Regions from separate parts of the Homo sapiens genome. Here region 1 is linked to region 2. Evidence: read pairs that join two places in POLR2A ChIA-PET (ENCODE). Cell type or tissue: MCF 10A. All regions are shown on one strand. Links, peaks and the distances in the headings refer to the core of each region. The heading gives the core; the rest is flanking DNA.

Region 1 (11,156 bases), core at 2,455-7,454, 260 kb before region 2:
TTCTCCTTAGGTATTCTCACATCAATCCTAAGAGATAGAAGAGTTAAAAGCCATATCATGCTTAACGCGATTCTAGTGGCAATTCTGTGAGAGGAATGGGGCTCACAGAGTTAGCTACATGCTATAGAGGGGAAAACAGGCACAGGGAGGCAAGATGACTTGCCCAAGGTGAGACCACATCTCTAGATAGCGGAGGAGCCGCCACAATGACCCTATCTCATTCCCGATAGAGGAGGCCAGCCCGTCTCTCTTGCTTTGTGTTAGGTGCTACCGAACATAGTGGATTCTCAGTCAGTATTACTGTTTCAATACACACTGAAAGATTTTTATTTAGTGAATTGAGTTGTAATTCTACAACTCAAGAAGAGAAGAATTATGAAGAGGCACGGTACGGCTGTTGAAGAAAATTGAGCTCTTTCATCACTGCTCAAATACAGTCCTACTCTATTCTTTAAGCTATTCTTTCCCTGGTCCTTCTATTTTCTCTCCCAGCATCCCATGCATCCCCTCCTGCCTGCCATGGACTCTCCCTTAGTTTGTGTCTATCTGGCTTACTTAAACATCTTATTAGCTAACCTTGTGCCTTGAGAAAATCATTTTATGTTTTGCAACTTTGAGTTTCTCAAATTTAAAATTAAACCATTAAATGAAACCTCTAAGATTCCCTTTAGGCTGGACATGGTGGCTGATGTTTGCAATCCCAGCACTTTGGGAGGCCGAGGCAGGCGGATCACTTGAGGTCAGGAGTTCGAGACCAGCCTGGCCAACGTGGTGAAACCCCGTCTCAACTAAAGATTGGAAAAAATTAGCTGGGCGTGGTAGCGCATGCCTGTATCCCAGCTACTCTTGGGAGGCTAAGGCACGAGAATCCCTAGAACCTGGGAGGCAGAGGTTGCAGTGAGCTGAGATTGTGCCACTGCACTCCAGCCTGGGCAACAGAGTGAGAGACTCTGTCTTCAAATAATAATAATAATGATAATAATAAGATTCCCTTTAGCTCAAACCATGAGCAGAGTGGGGAGACTTGTTTGGGTGGGAGCTGGGGTCCAGATGCTTTGGCTAGTGAATGTGGTCATCTCCCCTCCATTACCAATGGCTTCTACAGATTTAATATTTAATTAATATTAAATTCCCTCTTTTGAAATAAACAGTTAGATTGTTGCCTCCTAACTGGACTCTGACTAATACAAGGAGAAATTTTGTTTTATAGATTACTTTTACCTAATAAGGTTCTGCTTCATCTTTGGGGAAGATACTCACTGCCAGAAAGAAGAGGAAATATAGGAGGAAGGTGCAGTCCATGATTGGAGCCAGGCTGGCAGAGGTCAGCTGGGTTTTTATTACAGTTTTCTGGAAATACAGATTAGCTTGCATTAGAAAAGCGAAAGACCTTTTAGATGTTCAAGTAGACTGGAAAGTAGTGTGGGTTAGAGAACAGAAGGGTAACAATCTTCCCTCCAACCTAAGAAAATAGCTTTCAATTTCTCCTTGGAGACCTCAAAATTATAAGGTAAGCATATTTTTTGAAAAGTGGGTTCATTATGGTCATCAGGTTCTAAACATCTGTCTGTGCCTACAGTAGCTACATTCCACATGGGTTGAGGCATGGCCTGCTCTCACTCCAGAACTTCATATGTGTTATTGCCTCTGCCGCAAATAATATTCCCACTTTCAACCTTAAACTCCTTCCTCCTGCCTCATTCCTACTTGTCTTCCCTCACAGCCCTCCCTCAACTAGGTTAGGTGCCCCAACTATGTCCTGCTATAGAGGCATATTCTTGTTTTTTATTGCACTCATTACAGAATAATGAAATGACTTCTTTCCACATCTGTCTCCATAAGTAAAATGTAAACTCTGAGGGGGTTACATGTGTGTTTTATTCCACTGTACCTGGCACAGTGACTGGCACATAGGCATTCGACTACAAATATTTAATATAGGTACCAATAAGGTGCTATGTTTTATGGGGTGGTAGTGGTGAGAGTTAATCCCTTGTAGATTTTCAACTTGTCTGTTATATTTTGCATCCTGTCTGTCTAGACCAGTGCTCCCAGGTGATTTTGATAGCATTTGCTAAGGGACCACATTTTGAGATGCAAAGCTAGATGTTTGGAACATGCACAGAAAATGGAGCACCAGGGCTGAGGTAGGATAGAAGTGAAATGAAGCTTAAGTGTTCCCATGTTTGATGCTGCCTGCTTTTCTCCCCACCCTTTCGATCTTGGGCTTTCTATCCTCCCCCAACCAAAGTCTATTTCTTGGAAAGCATTCACATTCCTGGGTTAAATGGCAGAAAAGAGTAAATGACCGTGTTACTTGTTCAAGATGGTTTGTATTTTTCACAAGGAACAAAGCCCTACTGGTTTTGAACCAAAGGAATGGACTTCAAATTGTGTAATGTCAAGTTTAAGAAGCCAGTAGGAAATCAGGAGACCACACTTGTAGGTGACTGAAGACTCGACCCACATAGGAAGCTCAGTAGAGGGACAGTGTCCATCACAGGGTGGGTGCACAGGCATGCATGTTGAATCAACAGAGTCACACCGGTCTAGCATATCCCTCAGTGAGAAGGAAGTACATAAGTTGTATGTGCACAGAAAGTCTGTGCCATCATGAGCCTTCTGGAATTGTCCATGGGACTTATTGGAGAAACTTAAAAGAATACATCCTACCTAGTGTTTCCTCACTCACCGTGGGAAAAAAAACCCTGAAAATAAAATACTGTTAAAATGAATACTATTCTGGCTGAAAGTCTGCACCCTTGATAAGTGATTTGCTCTGTTAGACAGGCAGGAATTAGCATAGAGAACTTTGGAAAAGCCACCAACTATCAGTGGCTTGGTATTACAAACATGGAGAAGAATGAATTTCTGTGCTCAATTCCTTGCATTCTCCCACCATTAAGAAAGATGCTATCATTTCAAAATGAAGATATGTACAGTCTTGGACTTTTGGGGAACTTCTCTTGGAAGTTATTGGTGCTTCCGAAAATGGGTAGTCTGTAACACTTTGTAGGGAAGATCTATACTGGGGAGGGCTGGAGCTGTCATAATCTTTGTAGAGAACTGGAAGGCTGCCATGCTGTGTTCCTGAGCATTCATTACTTCAGTGAGGACACCTTCATTCCTTATGGTTAGCCTGATGAGCCACCGAGCAATGCTGATGGATTGGTAAGGCTCACACCCTGACTCCAATGCTCCATCAAGGTTAGATATGCTCGACTTTGCTGCCTTTTCAGTAGTTTTGTGTTTACTTCCCTCTTTTCCTATATTTTATACATGCCTCCACGTGACACTTATTGATATCACTGTTGCTGAGTTTGGGCATACTTCCAGAGAAGCTCAGATTTGCTCTTACTTTTCCATCCAATAAATTCATCTGTTAAGCATTGGGAGAAGAATTCTGGAAACTCCATCACTAGTTGGCAACTATCACATTTCTTAAGAGAAGAAAAATCTTTAATCTAGTTGAAACCATATTTCTTGTGCTGGAATGGATTTAAGACAAAAATTATATTGCACATTTGGGCACGGACCTTGATTTTTCAACATGCATCTTTCATGTGTTAGGAACTGATGCTGCACATTTTCTCCCCCGGGGATTTTCCTTTTCTTAAGGCATTAAATTGCTTGCTCAGATGTATAAAGGATGTACCACCTTGAATGGATGTGCTAATTAGCAATGGTAAAATTTATGTATGCAACATTGATAAGGAAGGAGAGATTAAAATCCTATTTCATTTATGTATTATATGTTTACAAAAAAGAAAAACATAAGGGAAAGCGACCTCTTTTGTCTAGCTGAGAATTTAGAAATGAAAGGCATGCATGCATTTTTCAGAAGGAGGTGAGCAAAATGTTTTATGGCTTTCTAGCAGATATTCCACACCAATAGTTCCGAAGCCCTGCCATCCATGAGCCCCTGAAAAAAATTCCATGGTTAGCCTTTGTCCTTGTGTAATGACTGTTTGCATTCCTCTATCCAACTATAGCCCAGTTCATCTTATAGATTACCACCACCAAAGGGCTCTTTAAGCCTGGGCAACTCTATTACCGTTTACCCTTGTGACATTTCTATTCTCTAACTCAGAGGTTCTCAAAGTGTGGTTCCCACACCAGCAGCACCTGCATCACTGGAAACTGGTTAGATATGAACATTCTTAGGTGAAACTCAAGACCTACTGAATAATAAAGTTTGGGGTGATGCCCAGCAGTCCATGTTTTAAAAGACACTAGCTGATTCTGATGTATGCCCTAACTGAAAAGGTGTTGCCTCCTAATTTGAAAAGGAGGATCAAAAGACTGCCCTTTGCCCTAGTCCAAAGTAGTAAACAACTAACCACAGAACAAGTAGTAACCCCATCCTAATTGATTGTTGATAGTGTCATGCTCTTGAAGGTCAGCCAATCAACTACAGTATCACTCCAGGAACTGCTTCTGAAAGTCAGCTCATCCTTAAACCACACAGCTGAAAGTCAGCCAATCCCTAAACACTCTTGCTTCAGAAAATCTGCCAACCCCTGAGCTCCCTGTTCCTAAAACCCTTTAAGATAGCAAGTCTTGGTCTGTTCAGAGAGACAGATTTATAAGAGTAGCTCTCCATTACTTAGGAAGCAATAAATTTAGCCTCTTCGTTTCACATACAGATATATGGGATGTTAAAAATTTCATCCTCCAAAAAATGATCATTGTAGATTTAGAAGTCAAAATTTGTATTAGAGAGGTTTTACCAGCATTGTTGAAATGTTGGTGATGGGGATGTTTGAGGAACATGATATGCTTGTCAAAGACAAGAACCAACTATGAATTAGAGATAATATTTTATAGTAAAAATGATAAAATAAAAAACATGAAATAAAATATAATTATCCATTACTAAACATGTATAGTTATTATAAAGTAAACAATGAACAATTACTTTATGAAAGTTTTGATATAGTAATATCAGGAGAATAGGGAAGGAAGAAATGGGGTGATGTTGGTGCTAAATCATAATTTTCTATAACAGGAAGCCCCAACCTGGGCAACACAGTGAGACCCCATCTCTACAAAACAATTACAAATTAAAAAACAATTAGCTGGACATGGTGGCATGCACCTGTAGTCCCAGGCACTCAGGAGGCTGAGATGGGAGGACCCCTTGAGCCTGAGTGATTGAGGCTACAGTGAGCCATGATTGTGCCACTGCACTTCAGCATGGGTGACAGGGATTTTGTCTTAAAAACATAAAAAATAAAAATAAATGATGTCAAAATGGACATTAATTAAATTTTAATGCAACTCAAGAAATATTTGTTGAGCATATACCTTGGATTGTTAGATGCTAGAGATATGAAGATGAAACTGTCAGAGTAGACAGGCTGTAAGTAATTTCAACACAATCCAAAGAAGAAATGAATTGATTCTGATAGTGGTGTTGGTGGTGAGAAAAAAATTGCAAAGAGGGAGTCCTGGAAAGTATGCCTTCTAAGTATGAGTAGATATTCTTAGGCAGACTGAAAAGAGAAGTGCCTTCCAGGGTGAGGGAATAACATGGGTGAAGGCAAAAGGTCCTGAAAGTGAGAATGGAGTTAGGGAAATAGTGAGTAATTTGGGGAACTGGTTAGAAGTAAGACTGGAAAAATAGTCTGGTGATGGGATTTAAAAGGTCTTGAATGCCATGATCAGAAGTTTAGATTTATCACAAAGGCATTATTTTCATTTTTCCTAAGGAAGTAATATTAGCTTTTGCTATTTTTTTAAACTTTTAGGTTCAGGAGTACATGTGCAGGTTTGTTAGATAGGTAAATTGCCTGTCATGGGGATTAAGTATACAGATTATTTTGTCATCCAGGAAATAAGCATAGTACATGATAGGTAGTTTGTTGTTGTTGTTGTTGTTGTTGTTGTTGTTTGAGATAGGGTCTCATTCTGTCACCCAGGCTGGAGTGCAGTGGCATGATCTCAGCTCACTGCAATCTCTGCCTCACAGGCTTAAGCCAACCTCCCACCTCAGACTCCCAAGTAGCTGGGACTGCAGGTGCATGCCATCACACCCAGCTAATTTTTGTATTTTTAGTAGAGACAAGGTTTCACCATGTTGACCAAGCTTGTCTCGAACTCCTGACCGCAAGACATCCACCCGCCTCAGCCTCCCAAAGTGCCAAGATTACAGGTTTGAGCCACCATGCCTGGCCCTGATAGGTAGTTTTTCGATACTAACTTTCCTCCTTCCCTCCACTCTCAAGAAGGCCGCAGTGTCTGTCCTTTGGGTCCATGTGTACTCAATGTTTAGCTTCCACTTGTGAGTGAGAACATGTGGTATTTGATTTTCTGTTCCTGCGTTAGTTCACTTGGGTAATAGGCTCCAGCTCCATCCATGTTGTTGCAAAGGACGTGACTTTGTTCTTTTTTATGGTTTTGTAGTATTCCATGGTGTATATATACCACATTTTCTTTATCCAGTTTACCATAATGGGCAGTTAGGTTAATTCCATGTATTTGCTATTGTGAATAGTGTTGCTATACATGTGTGCTATACATGTGTATGTGTCTTTATGGTAGAACAATTTTTATTCCTTTGGGTATGCACCCAATAATAGGATTCCTAGGTCAAATGATAATTCTGCTTTGAGTTCTTGGAGAAATTGCCAATCTTCTTTCCACAATGGTCGATGTATTAGTCTGTTCTCACACTGCTATAAAGAACTGCCTGAGACTGGGTAATTTATAAAGAAAAGAGATTTAATTGACTCACAGTTCCACATGGCTGGGGAGGCCTCAGGAAACTTACAATCATGGCAGAAGGGAAGCAGGCACGTTTTACCTGGCAGCAGGCAAGAGACAGCATGAGTGTGAAGGAGGAACTATCAAACACACAAAAGCATCAGATCTCATGAGAACTGACTCACTATCACAAGAACAGCATGGGAGAAGCCATCCCCATGACACAATCACCTCCCACCAAGTCCCTCCCTGGACACATGGGGATTACAATTTAAGATGAGATTTGGGCGGGGACACCAAGCCAAACCATATCAGTTGACTAATGTTAGTTTTAATCTTTTGGTATAATCCTAAACTGGAACAGACTAACCTCTACTGTTCTCAATAGGGATGTCCTATGGCCTGAACTGTGTTGCCCCTAACATTCGTATATTGAAGCCCTAACCCTCAATGTGACAATATTTTAGAACAAGGTTAAATGTGGTCAAAAGGCTGGGGCCCTAATCTGACAGGATTAATGTCTTTACAAGAAGAGACACTAGAGATCTATCTCTCTCTCTACCACGTGAAAATATAGTGAGAAGGATGCCATTAGCAAGCCAGGAAAAGAGTCCTCACCTGAAACTGAATTGTGCCAGAACCTTGACCTTGGACTTTAAGGCTCCAGAACTGTGAGAAAATAAATTACCATTTTTTATGCCACCCAGTCTATGGTATTTTGTTATGGCTATCCTGATGGATTAAGGCAGAGTGCTACTGGCATTTGGTTGGTACAGTCCTTCATTATTCAGGACTATCCCATACATTATAGGATATGTAGTGTCTCTGGTCTCCAACTATAAAATTCTAGTAGTGCTACTCTGTCACTATGACAACAAAAAAAATGCTCCTACACATCTTCCAATGCTTCTTTGGGGGCAACAGTACTTACTGCTTCTGGCAGAAAACCACAAAAGGAAGCCTGTGAGAAGACTAATACAATTAAAATAAGATTTATTATGTTCCTTCCTGATCTCCTAGCGACCATAGGAAGGACTTTTACTTATTAAGAGTAAGGCATATGGTATAACAGCAAAATACAATGACAACAATAACCTTGATGTTCCTAAGAATCTCTGGTGTTGGAATAGAGTCTTTTATTTTGAGAAAGCAAAGGGAATACCTTGTCTTAGTACCAAATGACTAACATATTCATGTATCACAGTGAAAAAAAAAAACCCAGAAAACAAAAACAAGCTCTTTGCATCCTGAGATAAAAACAAAACAAAGGGAAAACAATAAAAGGACACTCTTTAACACTAGTCTTCAAAATAAATAAAACCTTGAATCCTTTCTACTAAGTTGCTAACTCTTTAGGAAAAAGTAATTCCTGATTTTTACAATACTAAATTTGGCAGATGTGTGATGACCTTGAAGATACAACCGTGTGAGGAAATTGCTATCTATCTCATCTTAAAAAATGATAAATTTAACCTTGGTAACCTTGTGGGGTTTCTTTCCCCCTGTATCTGTTCGAAACCCTTTCTAAAACCCTGCAAGTAAAAATACTTGAGAACAATCCAACTGCAACAGAAATTTCATCATGCTCCATTATTAACTATTAGAGGCAATTATTTTCTGATTTATATCACCACAGATCTATTTTATTCTTCTCAAATTTCATTTACATGGAATCAAACACCATGATTATTTTGTGTGTGGCTTTTCTTGTTTGACATGTTTTGGGGACCTTTTTATTTTGTTCATTTTTTTTAATTGCTGAGGACTATTCCAATGAATGGATATAACACAATTTGTTTATATGTTCTTCTGTTGACAGATACGTGGATTGTCTCCAGTTTTTGGCTAATATGATCAAAGCTTCTAGGAACATCATTGCACATGTTTTTTTTTTTTTGGATATATACTTTCATTTCTTACCTAGGACTGGAATTATTGAGACATAGGGTAGATGTATGTTTAATTTTATAAGAGACCGGAAACAGTTTTTTTGAAGTTTTTATAGAATTTTACATTCCATCAACAATATATGAGGGGTCCAGGTGTTCCATATCCTTGCCTTATATTATCAAACTTTTAAAATTTTACACATTCTAAGTAATTGCAAAACCATGTTACTTTGTGCCTTTAATTTGCATTTCCATGACAATCATGTTAAGCACCTTTTTTGTGTTCTTATTGGCTTTACATAAATTTATTTTTGTTTAAGTCTTTTGTTCATTTGTAATCGGGTCATTGGTCTTTATCTTGTTTATTTGTAAAGAGTATTTTGTATTTGTGAATATGAGTTCTTTTTTCACATATATTGTGCCTCATAAGATTTTTTCTTTTTCCCAGTTTGTGACTTGTCTTTCTTTTTTTTTTTAATAATTAAAAAATTAATGGGTACACAGTAGGTGTATACATTTATGGGGTACATGAAATGTTTTGATACAGGCTTGCAGTACTTAAAAGTCACATCAGGGTAAATGAGGTATCCATCACCTCAAGCACTGATCATTTCTTGTGTTACAAACATTCTAATTATACTCTTTTAGTTGTTTTAAAATGTATGATATTGTTGACTGTAGTCACCCTGTTGTGCTATCAAATACTAGATCTTATTTATTCTGGCTGACTATATTTTTATACTTCTTAACCATCTCCATCCTCCCTATACCCCACTACCCTTCCCAGCCTCTGGTAACCATCATTCTATTCTCTATCTCCATGAGTTCAATTGTTTTAATTTTTAGATACTACAAATGAGTGAGAACATGTGATATTTGTCTTTCTGTGCCTGGTTTATTTCATTTAACACAATGTCCTCCAGTTCCATCCATGTTGTTGCAAATGACAGGATCTCATTCTTTTATATGGCTGAATAGTTCTCCATTGTGTATATGTACCACATTTTCTTTATCTGTTCATCTGTTGATGGACACCTAAGTTACTTCCAAATCTTGGCTATTGGGAATAGTGCTGCAATAAACATGGGAGTGCAGATGTCTTTTTTGATTTCACTTCTTTTGGATAAATATCCAATAGTGGAATTGCTGGATCACATGTTAGTTCTATCTTTGGTTTTTTGAGGAACTTTCATACTGTTCTCCATAGTGGCTATACTAATTTTCATTCTCACCAACTGTATATGAGGGTTCCTTTTTCTCCACATCATCACCAGCATTTGTCATTGCTTGTCTTTGGATAAAAGCCACTTTAATTGGGGTGAGATGATATCTCATTGTAGTTTTGATTTGCATTTCTCTGATGATCAGTGATGTTGAGGACCTTTTCATATACACTTTTGCCATTTGCATGTCTTTTGAGAAGTATCTATTCAGATCTTTTGCCCATTTTTAAATTGGATTATTAGATTTTTTTCCTATAGAGTTGAGCTTCTTATATATTTTGGTTATTAATCCCTTGCCAGATGGATAGTTTGAAAATATTTTCTCCCATTCTGTGGGTTGTCTCTTCACTTTGCCGATTGCTTCCATTACTGTGAAGAAACTATTTAATTTGATGTGATCTCATTTGTCCATTTTTGCTTTGGTTGCCTGTGCTTTAGGGGTATTACTCAAAAAGCCTTTGCCCAAACCAATGTCCTAGAGAGTTTCTCCAATATTTTCTTTTACTAGTTTCATTGTTTGAGGCTTTAGATTTAAGTCTTTAATCCATTTTGATTTGACTTTGTATACAGTGAGTGATAGGGGTCTAGTTTCATTCTTCTGCATATGGATATCAGTTTTCCCAGCAATATTTATTGAAAGGACCGTGCTTTCACCATTGTATGTTCTTGGCACCTTTGTCAAAAATGAGTTCACTGTAGATGTATAAATTTATTTCTGGGTTCTTCATGCTGTTTCATTGGTCTGTGGGCCTTTTTGTGTGCCAGTATGATGCTCTTTGGGTTGTTATAGCTCTGTTGTATAATTTGAAGTTAGGTAATGTGATTCTTCCAGTTTTGTTCTTTTTGCTTGGGTTGGCTTTGGCTATTCTGAGTCTTTTTTGGTTCCATATAAACCTTAGCATTACCTTTTCTTTTATTATTATTATTATCTTTAAGTTCTAGGTTACATGTGCAGAACGTGCAGTTTTGTTATACAGGTATACACGTGACATGGTGGTTTGCTGCACCCATCAACCTGTAACCTACATTAGGTATTTCTCCTAATGTTATCCCTCCCTTAGATCCCCACCCCCTACAGGCCCCAGTCTGTGATGTTCCCCTCCCTGTGTCCATGTGTTCTCATTGTTCAACTCCCACTTAAGAGTGAGAACATGCAGTGTTTGGTTTTCTGATCTCATGATAGTTTGCTGAGAATGATGGTTTCCAGTTTCATCCATGTCCTTGCAAAGGACATGAACTCATCCTTTTTTATGGCTGCATAGCATTCCATGGTGTATATGTGCCACATTTTCTTAATCCAGTCTATCACTGATGAAGTGATGGACACTTGGGTTGGTTC
Region 2 (11,156 bases), core at 3,091-8,090:
GTTTCTCTAGATCTTCAGTGATAACTCAGGGAAAGATTAAAGAGCTCAAAAGATATTAGTGAAACCCAGTAGCCGTATTAATGTTGCCCAGTGATATTCCTGAACCTAAATGTCAAAGAAATCATTCAAGGCATTTTCTTTTTCAGACTGATACTCCCAATTTAGAAAACAACACAACAACAAAAACATAACAAATCAAAATGAGGACAAAACCCAAAAAGATGGAAATAAATACTATCAAAAAAAATCTTAGCTAAAATACAATGCCACTGGATTAAGCACAGAATTAAACTCATCTCTGATTTGCCTGGTAGCTGAAGCAAAAAGATCAACAATGAGTTAGGAAATTCTCATCATCAAATAAAAGAAACGTCAGTTCCTCAGAGATCAGTTGATCTTCACACGTAAAGTTTAAAGTAAAAGGAGGAGGAGGAGAAGAAAATGAGGAAGAGGAACAAAAGAAATGACATGAAAAAAAAAAATCCCTCCATTTACCAAAAAAAAAAAAAAGTTAAACTGTTTCTATTTAAAACCCTCAAGTATTTTGTCAGTTGAGGGAACTGAAGGTTCGGAGTCTGGGTATGTTTTTCTGCTTTGTAGCCTCTCTCTGTTGATGTTTTTCTGGCTTTCTAAGCAAAAAGGAAACCTCACCCATTCCTGTAGACATGCATTTATGACCACATTCTCCTGGCCAGTAACCCTCAGTGGCTCGTGGAGGCTCTCTCAAGGGTGGCATGTCAGGCAAATGGATTTGGCTATGGAGCTACTGCTTCTGTGGCTACTACTCAGATTCAACGCAGGCGCCTTCAGCGAGGGCTCCAGGGCAAGGCTCACTCATTAAGGACAAAATGTGCAGGCACATTTGACCTTTGGAAATCCAGCCCTGGTCTGAAGCTTCCAGATTCAAAACAAAAGCTTCAGGGCCGGAAAGAGAGTTAGAGGAGGCACACTTCCTAGCTTGGGGCCCATCCCCCACACATTCCCCCTGTGACTGAGAGGCTCACAAAACCAATAGAGCAGCATTATTAACTCTGCAATATCATAAGAGAGGGCTTCGCTCTCTGCCTTGGTGGAGAGAGAGAGGCCAGGGGAGGGGCAGGCTGGCTCCAGGGGAAAGCATGCTTCATTAGAGTCTTAACTCAAGGGAGGCAACTGCTTGTGTAAGCGCAACAGATGAACGCAATGTAGAGAGGCTCCCATAAAAACCCTGGCCCTGGTCTAGGAGTCGTCACAGCGGGGGGGAGAAAAAAAAAAAAAAGCATAGCTAGACTGAGCAAAGGCTGGGTGGCAGAGAGCTGTCATTTGGCATAGACTTCCAAAATGCCAGCAAGTGAAAAGTCATGTCAAGGGACTAACCTAAGGCAGAAGTTTTAAATGTGTCATACAAATGGGATGCTCCTTCATCTGCAGTCACAAATTTTAAAGCATCCACTGTCAATCATTTTTCACTCTGTTTTCTTGGGTTACCGACAAGTACCCAAATGAACACTTATACATTTTTTCACCAGAACGAAATAATAGCTCTACTTCATGAAAATGACACCACCAACCCTATCCTTGTGTTCCTTCTGATTTGCCTAGGACTCCCACCCAGCTGGGTCACTGTTTCCCTCTCATAGGTCATATGACCCAAGCCAACTGCCTCTATCACCAACTCCCATGATACCCAATGAACACAGGGTGGCTCAGTCTTCCCCTTTCTTTGAAGATCTGTGCTGGTCTTTCGGTCATCCTGCCACTATCCCCAAGCAGCTTCCATATCTGTCATTTCAGGGCAGCAAATCTGCTGACATTAAAAGTAAACCAACTAAGTTTTCAAACACATCTTAGTCCCCAAATCCTTCCTCCAGTCATGCAGATCAAGTAAATGTCTTATCTTTATGAAGTCGTGGTTGGCTTCAGCTTCTCCAATTCTGGCGTTTGATTCTAGATAGAAGGTTAAGTACCCCCTGTTGCACATCAGACTTGCATCAATTCAATCCATTTGCTGTTAAAGAAGCATCACACTTCCCAGAAAGGTTTTTTTCCCCTTTAGCCACATACCAAGCCAGAATCAGACAAATGCAGCCTGAAGTATTTTTAGTTATTATTCACATTTGTCAACAGGGACAGTGACAACTCACCAGTCCGTTCTGGGGCAGAACTTAAGGAATGGAACTCTCGTATCTATATTGTAAAAACGAATTGCCACCACTGATGACCATAACTACCTGCTGCTTACATGTATACAGACTTTGTTAGGAAATACTGTGCAGTAACGTATCATTAAGACCTTACTGGCAGGCTCAGTCAAAATCTCTTATTTGACATGATTTAATATGTAACATGGAAAGACCCAATAACTTTTCCTATTCTTCACTCATTTTTTTCCAATGGAAGAAATACTACAAATACACTAAGAAAGAAGTTGAGAGTTTCTTTTAATGAACCTTTAAACAATAATACATCTATTCAACACTGGCAATATACCTACTATATAAAGTATGACAACTTTTTTGCTTAGCAAGATGAAAATTACAGGTAGATACATGGATGGGAAGTTATCAAACCCAAAAAGAGACTAATCATAAATGAAATACAGGTGTCAGTTGTAAGTGTTCTCAATGTCTGTTCCATTTTAGATTCCTTTTGAGTGGTAACTGTAAACTTTCAGGAAAAGTTTTTGAGAAGAATATTTTTGGGAAGATGAGTAGAAATATTCCTTCATTATGTCAGATGTGACTGTGAATGTCACTAAGGAGTATTCTTTCCTGGCACCCTAATCTTTCCCTTATTTCCCAATCACAATTTAAACTTCTGTGCCTATTTATCTTCCAGGTCCACCTCTAGACTTTAAGTTCCACAAGAGCATGGGCAATGTCAGGTTCACCACTGCATCCTCAGCACCTAGCACAGTGTGGGGCACACAGAAGGACCCCAGGAAAGGAAGAAAGAGATAAGGAATGAGGAAAGGAAGGAGAAGGGTGGAGAAATTAAGTGAATGAACTAAAGAAAGAGAACCAAAAAATCACCAAAGAGAAATAAATTATAGCGATGAAATTGAGCATTCTCTACTTCCTTCTCAAGAGTTGCAATGGTTTATTATGAACGAGTGTGACCATTCTAATGTCTTCATCCCTTGCTGATGGGTGATGGACCCTGCTCCAGCAAGGGCCAGTCAACTGCAGGACTACAAGTAAATAACATTCTGATATAAAGTGACCAACAGGCAAGTGGACAGGTGAATACATAAAGCACAAAGCCCTCTATGCAGCCAGGGTGTTTTTGAGATTCTCCTGTTCTCATCTCTTCATACATATCACCCTTCCTTCCATTGAAGCTACCATGTATATTCCCCACATTCTCTCCATTTTCTCTTGCAGGTTACTTTGGGGGAATTCAAGACACACTAGAATTAAGCATATCTTAGATCACTCCCCTCCCCTGAGGACTCCCAGTCACTTTCTGGCCTATGCTCTTCAAGTACCAAGGCCTGGAACAATATGGATTTGCCCCCTTCCCCTGAGTCAGACCAATATAAAGCTGTCACTGCTGCTTCCCGTCTTGCTTTCTGCACCAGACCCCTTTCCCTTGCTTTATGGGATCCTCCCCTTTACCTCCTCTGGAATATTCCCTTCTCTCAGTCTTCCTTCTCCTTAGGGGACCCTTTCTGTTGTCCTGTGTTTCCCTTGGGGATCTCCACTCCCACAAGTAAGTATCTTCCAGGATATCCTGGAAGTAAGGCTTCTGGACTTCCTTTCTTCCTTTTACTTATTCCTGCTCAAGAGAGAAAGTGGTAGCATTGGAAGAAAAAACAAAAAGAAGAAAAAAAAACCAGAAAAACGGAAGAAAGAGAAAACAGTGCATGGCCCATTTGTCTCTCATCCGGCCTCTTTCCTGGAGGGCTTTACTCTGCCCTCTTCCATGGGGGAAGCAGCTTGGGGCCAGAACATGAATGCCCCACTGATGCCCAGATAGGACAGGTAGGGCACGGACATTCCTGGCAACCTGCTATTCTATGCAACATATACTTTCCCATGGTATAAGTCAGCCCATGGGCTAGAAGGGGTTGGGCACAGGGAAGTATGGGGAAGCTAAATTGAGACTGCACTTGCCAATTGGGTATAAATCCAGTTTCATTAATAATAAAGCTGATATTTGACCTCTGTCTGGTTCCTATACCTATCTTCTCAAATAGGTTAAGAGAGGGGTGAAGTGTGGCAAATTTGTTGCTCCCATTAAAAGAACAGCAATTGTACTGTAATTATAGACAGTGGTTAGTGGTCCAAATTATTGGTCCTCTTAAGATGCCTGCTGTTTTTTCAGTTAACAAATAAAATTTCAAAAAACAGAAACACAGGATAACATAAGTGGTCCACCATTCCATCACCTAAATTGCTCTTAAAAAAATTAAAAGCAATGATCATATATGAAGGTCAAAAACATTGAAACAGAACAGAAAAGGTATAAAAAGTAAAAATCTGACTTTCTTTGCCCCCAGCACTCTCCCCTCCTTCTCCCTCAATTTGTCAAGTGCTTATATATCCTTTTATTTGAAGTGTTATGCATATCAGCATACATAATAGACACTTTTATTCCTTCTTTTTTTCCCTCATTTACAGAAGATAATTGGCTTTTCATTTTAACAGCTGAAAGGCCCCAGGTGCAGAGTGGCTGGGGCGGAGGAGTCTGAAGGCTTCTATCCCCCACTCCACCCTCTGCCATGGCTCCCCTGGCCCCATAAAGGTTTCACCCCTATTTTCTAGGTGTTCTTACGACCACACCCACCCAATTCCCTCTGAGAAAGTGGCTCAAAATAAAATACGTCTTAGGATAGCTACATGAGATGGCGCCATTGGGAGAAGCTGGCGAAGCTCCTGTGTAACACGATATGCCGGATACTAACACCAGCCCCTCGCCTCGGTGGCTTCGATGGGTTCTGCTGGCCAAAGTTGTAACATCAGCCAGTTCTTGAAATGTTTTAGGAAGCGTTTGATTTTCTTTAAAAGACAAAACCATGTTTTCCAATAAAGCTAACTGCAGTGAACTTGGAATGTTACCACTTGATCTGAAGCATTTTTTTTTTAATAGTTAAGCTTCTACCCGCTTTTTAAAAATCAAAACTAAACCTTAAAAGTACATAAATATTTAATTTCACAGAGAAAGGTATGGCTCTCCAGATGGGGAGTCTGTCCAATTCATGATCTCAAGCATTTTATGGCAACACTTCCCTGTAAATCAAATTGGTGGCAAAAATCCAGCTGCATACTCAAGTGTTTTGTCACATTCCTGATCCCAGAATTTAATTTCTCATGTGGAAGTTTGAGCCAAAGGTATGTCCCAACAAATCCCTACAGAGGTTGGTTGAGAGGCTGACATTCCTGTCCCTCTTCACCTTCACTTACTCATGGAAGTCTGGGGCCAGGGCAAATGGAAGCTGTGAGCTTCAGGGACCCGCTCGACTTGACCTAGGGTCTACCCAGTCAGGCACAGCAAGAGAGGCTCCTCCCAAGCCACCATGCGGTACTGCTTCCCATGGTCATTCTACATGCAAGCTTTTGCTTTGAATGGATGTATAAAGACAAAGCTACTCAACCCAAAAAGATAGTAATGAGCAAAAATCCTGGTAGCCTAGTGATCAGATCCAGCCCACAATGGTTTTTTGACATATATACTACTTTCATTTTGCCCATATTTTTTTAAAATCAGGGGACTTCAAATAAAAATTCAGATTTCTAGCTTCTCTTGAAAAACCAAAAGATCTGGCGACAGGTTCTGCAACTCTCTTGAGCAGTATTTGGCTGGAGATGAATGGCAACTGCCCCTTCAGATAGGGTCTATACTTTCTATGTCACCACAGTTCCCACCACTCTCTAGTGCCTTATACTGTGCCTTCCTCACTCACTGACATTACCAGGCTGACTCCCCGGGGCCATCTTTATGACTCCTGCTCTCTGACTTTTCCTTTGCCAACATCTGCTTTGGGGGCAGGGATCTCCTATCACCCCTCCACCCTCACCTGATTCCCCATTCTCTAAATTCTTGGTGCCCTTAATATATGATATACCCAGTCATTACCTGTGTCATCTACTGTCCTTCCTTTTGTTCAAGACAACAAAAACAAAGGAATGTCTCCTTACAGCCAACTCTGTGTTCCACCTAAAGGATGCAGTTTCCATCAGCTCTTAGGGACTGATAAATCTGTCTTTTCCCCAGTCCCACCCAGTCATGTTGATTTCATAGTCAATAATAAGAAACTGGTGTGTTTTCTTTTTGGAGATGATCTTCAATAATTTTCTGAGGAGAAAAAATTAAAAATCTGTTAAAAGCAACACCCCCACTCAGCGCTGTCACTCTCTCTCCAGGAGGCTCTGCCTTTGTCTTCTAGACTAGCCATACATTTTTCTAGCACTTATCACTGCTGAGGTTCAGCAGGGGTGCCAGACTAACATAGAGAAAGGGGCCTCCTGGGCCCATATCCCAGGCTTGCCCATATCTGCTCTACTGGCAGCACTGTTAGTAGTCCAAGAAATCTCTGATGATCCATCCCGGCTGACTCCTGTGCTCACACTCTGCTCAGCGGTGGTGCTGTCCACTGTTGATAAGGCACTCCTGCCACAGTTTTGGCAACAGGAAGACATCGGGAGAGCCTCTCACAGACAGAGCTGCAGATATGCCTTCATTTCAACCAGTACTCTAGGTAAGGCAGTATGAGAGTGCAGCTTTGTACCTGACACCTGGGCTCCCCAATCCTTGTCAGTATGGCACCTGTCTTAAGCAGGATGTAAATCTCAACATATTCATTTGAAGAGTTCACAGGGGCTTGGCCAACACAGTCAATGTGGTCCTCGGGTCTGAGTTCAACCTTCCTTCCAAGCTGCAGTAACCTTCTACCAACTTTATCCTGGGCTAGGACAAGAGTCTGCATCTCCAAGAGCAACATACTGCTCTGTCATTCTGACCCCAGTGTGCCATAAACTAGGAGGCTTCCATGGACGTAGACATATAGGTAAGTCCAGGACTTCCTATCCAGGTAAGTCCCCGTCTTCTTATTATCTAACAACATGTGACAGTGTATTGTTAATGAGTCACTGTAGCCACACAGATGTCTACTTTCAGAAGCAAATAGTCCCCAGAATTCTCAGTTTTACCCAAAACCCAGACTTCCTTCATCCCTGAATACCACTACCACCCTCCCCCACAACCACACACACATACAGACATATACAAATGCACATGATTGTTTCATGAATGTGGTAAAATACAATTGTTAAGAATGTATTTTAAAAACTAAAGAGAAGCATATTATATCTATCCAATAGTTATACAATACTGTATTCCACAGACTAAGTTTACTTTGCAAAATTTAGCTTAAAGCAAACACACATGAATACACACGAAATAAATTACAAAGTTTTACGTCCCCATTTAGACAACCAGTAGGAAATTTTTCAAAGTACCACAATTAAGGTTCAAGTAACAGCCCCACTGGAACAAATAAAAAGTCACTAAGTTCCTGCTCGGAAAACTGAATAGAAATCATAAAGAGGAAGAAAGCCAACAAGAAGCGATAGTTTAAGGCTTGAAACAAAAGCCTCCCCCACTGCAGAATAGAAAACAATTACACCGTACAGCATGTAACAGTTTACAAAGCACTCTCACATCCATATAGCATTTGATTAGAGCAATCCTACTATCATAAGCCCTGCACTTCATATGGGAAATATAATTTAATAATTTGCTTTGTTTTATACTGATAAAGTCAGGACTAAATTCCAGGTTTTCTGATGCCAAATCCCTTGAATTTTCCACGACACCGGTATTTTTCAAACTTCAATTTCATTTCACCTTCACGGATTTTTACCAAATCAGCATTCCATCTGTACAATCATTCCCCTATTGTTTTCATTTTTACTTGCCTCACTAAGGCATTATATATTAAGGCTGCATGTGTTTTAAATTCTTTTCCTGCAAATGTTCATTAATAGAAGATAATCATAAAATTAAAAACAACAAAATCAAAACAATATTACAAACTTTCAACTGGAGGTTTGCCTGTCAAAAGCTCTGAGTGTAAGACCTGTTCTCTTTATTAAAAAAAAAAAAAAAAAAAGGAAGAAAGGAAGGGAGGGAGGGAGGGTGAAAAGGAGGGGTGAGGAGAGTTTACCAAGCCTTAGAGAGGCGTTAAAGACATGGCACCTCAAAGCTGACTGTCTCCTTGAGTTAAAAGGACTGAAAGAAAACAGCAATGGGAATAAAACTGCCTCCCGAGGTAATTCTGTGTTATCAACACTGCGCTTATGAAGCCCTGTGGAACTCAGCCCACCCTTCGAGAAGCAGTTCCCTCAGCCATGTTGCACCATGCCTTGTGTTAACATGTGAATATGTTTAAAATATTGCAAGGAGGCTCACAATTCTTGAGGGTCCAATACTGGCTTGGGCTTAAATAATGATCTCTGAAGCTCAGGCCAGTTATCCGCAAATTGAGGAGGGCAGGGGGGAGGGATCGGAAAGAGATGTCTAATACTCCTCAAGTTCTGGTATTTGTGAAGTCCTAGTCTCTATAAATATGGGGCATAAAAAAGAGCTCCTGGGTGCAAAAGCTGGAGGAAAAAGGCAGGCGCATCTTGGGTAGGAGGACAACTGGTTTGCATTCTGGTTCTCTTTTGCAGGGAAAACTGTGCAAGGACATTCTATGACCACATAATGTCTGCCTTTCCCTTTCTTTTTCTCTCTCTTCCTTTTTAGAAATATTTTTCAGAAATATTTTAATAGTAGCTAATTCACACAGTCAAATAGTCATTGGTTTTGAAAAATTTTACACACACACACACACACACACACACACAAAATAGTAATAATCTTGGGCCTTTATTTGGCACTCAAAATTTTTTAAAAAGAAAAAAAAGTAATCGGAGATTGGAAAAATGGAGGAACACCCAGCAGCAAGTAATTTTTTTAAATGGCTTTTTTTAATCAGGAAAAGAATGACCCTAAAAATCACCATCTGGTCAACCTAAATGATATCCTTAGTAATGTAAGAAAGCCAATATAAAAGAAAACACTTTTTAAAAACACCCCTAATGTAGAATAGCATCCTAAAAGCATTAGAAAAGGAAGGCCAAGTGCCTTGCTGGCAGTATTTGAGTGCCAAGGGTAGGAAGAAAACACATTACTTGATTCTCAGGAAAGTACTTTATTATAATACCCTGGACTTTTTCACACAAAAAGCATCACTTCCTCAGTGAAACAAGTCATATAAAATCCACTTCCACAAAAAAATAAGCAGTTACAGCGGTTAATGGAATTCTCTACAACATGCTTCTATGTCAGACTAAGAAAACTAAGAACTGGTTACATGTTTTTCTTACACACACACACACACACACACACACACACACACACACGGAGTTTTTACTACAACTGACCAGCTGGGTCTCTGGGAGTGGCAAAAGAAACTGTGACAATAGCAGGCTTTTTTGTTAATGAGGGATGTCTGATGGGAAAAAAAAATTGTTTGGTATTGTCTCATTTTACTCCCACTTAGACCAAGAGGCTGCATGCTCAGGAAAATCAGTCAGTTTCCAAATTGGAAAATGTTACAAATACCAATAAGGAATGAACATGCTCTAGAGCAACTGCTAAGCCCAGGCAGGGGGAGGGGTGAACCAGATGGTCTTTTCCATCCCAGATTTCGATGATCTACAACAGAACCTGAATGACTAGGAAAAAGTGAGATGCGATTTGGAAATTGCTTTATAAAATAGAATCCCAAACAAAGACACTCAACAAGGCAGAGAAATCTAAAAGGAAATGAAAATGGTTCTGGGTGAGAGCAGAAAGCAAGCCAGTTTGAGACTGTGATTGATAAATAAAGCTTGTCCCCAAATCAGAACATTTTGGAGCGGAAGGTGCCTTAGAGAGATGCTAGTCACAAGCCCAAATGCATGCTCACTGGGCCAGAGATCAGAAATTAAGCGAGGTGGAAATAGTGGGGACAGGGTTAATTGAAGAGTGCACGATCTGTCTAAAAGCATTCAAATTAAAGGGAATTGAAATATGCATGCCGGCCAAATAAAACACATCTTCAAGCCAGTTCAGTCTAGGAGCTTACTGTTTGTATGTCTGATAATCTCACTGTTCCTAAATCTACCTACACTGTTCACATGAGGAAACTGAGGACTAGAGAAGTCACATCATTTGATGATAACCACAGAGCAGCGAGTGTATACAGCAAAGCCAAAGTGCTAGGATTATGTTACACACCGAGATGATGTTAAACAACAGCAAAAATAAAAATGACATTAACCCAAAGTCCTCCGCACACCTTTGGTTCAGGTATACTCAGTTCACATGGTTTATTCTTTTAAGAACAAATTAAATTATCATCTAGTTAAACACAAAGCTAGTGAGAACTGGGGGAAGAAATAGAGGGAGGTCGTACTAAAAAAGAAAAAACAACAACAATGAAAGGTTCAGAGTCAGACATTTTGTTTCTCAAAAACAATAGTTAAATTTATAGTTAAATTTACTGCCCTGAGTCAGACATGGCAAACAGAGCTGATTTTACAGAGAGGTAAAGTGAGACACTTACCATGGCTGTGTCATGGTTTATTTTGTAATATATTTTTTAAAGTTAGGTGTTCAAGTTTCCTTCTAGATGCTTCTCAAAGAGCAAAGTGAGAAAAATAACTTCCATTCCTGGTATTGGCTATTAAGAATCTTTTTTTTTTTCTTAAGTGTAATTCCAGGGGAAAAAAAAACCTCAGTGAGATATATCAAGTAGTGGAAAATCTTTGCAGGAAAATCATGAAGTAGAGAGAAAGATGAGAACATCCTCCCTTGGGGCAGCTGGAAAGAGACTAGACAAAGAACTGAAAAGTTCCTTTGGGGAGCCCACCTCCTGCTAGCCAATGGGACTTTCCTTCCCTGGTTTCTCTGTAGCTAAGAAAACACAAATATATAATCTACAGAAGGAGAGAATGCAGCCTTCACACAGGGCTGGCATCTCTGAAATAAATCTCTCCATAGGTGCTAGGCTAAACCTTAAATATGAAGATATAATCTTTTGAGTTTTATAGCAGCATATGCATGATTCTTCCCCTCCCCCATAAAACTCTCAACAGGAACAACCACATCAAATTATTGCTTTTCAGAGGCCAATTCAAAAACACCCT

Evidence for each region. ChIA-PET counts read pairs that join two places held together with the same protein. Peaks named below come from ENCODE experiments on the same cell type or tissue, not always from the same donor. Only the 100,000 strongest peaks of a DNase experiment are listed, where the experiment ranks them.
Region 1: POLR2A ChIA-PET joins it to region 2 with 5 read pairs; 2 of 35 experiments call an interaction of 5 or more read pairs at or near these places.

What each region holds. Positions count from the first base shown.
Region 1 is chr2:206,883,480-206,894,635 of GRCh38, forward strand. No RefSeq gene overlaps it. Among named protein-coding and RNA genes, the nearest start is that of CPO, 50 kb to the right of the region's middle. In MCF 10A, for the core only: no CTCF peak of the experiment used is centred there; no DNase peak of the experiment used is centred there.
Region 2 is chr2:207,142,925-207,154,080 of GRCh38, forward strand. The region is part of intron 1 of KLF7 (KLF transcription factor 7); the gene reads right to left. Among named protein-coding and RNA genes, the nearest start is that of KLF7, 17 kb to the right of the region's middle. RefSeq lists an enhancer at 6,201-6,702. In MCF 10A, for the core only: no CTCF peak of the experiment used is centred there; a DNase peak (open chromatin) is centred at 5,257.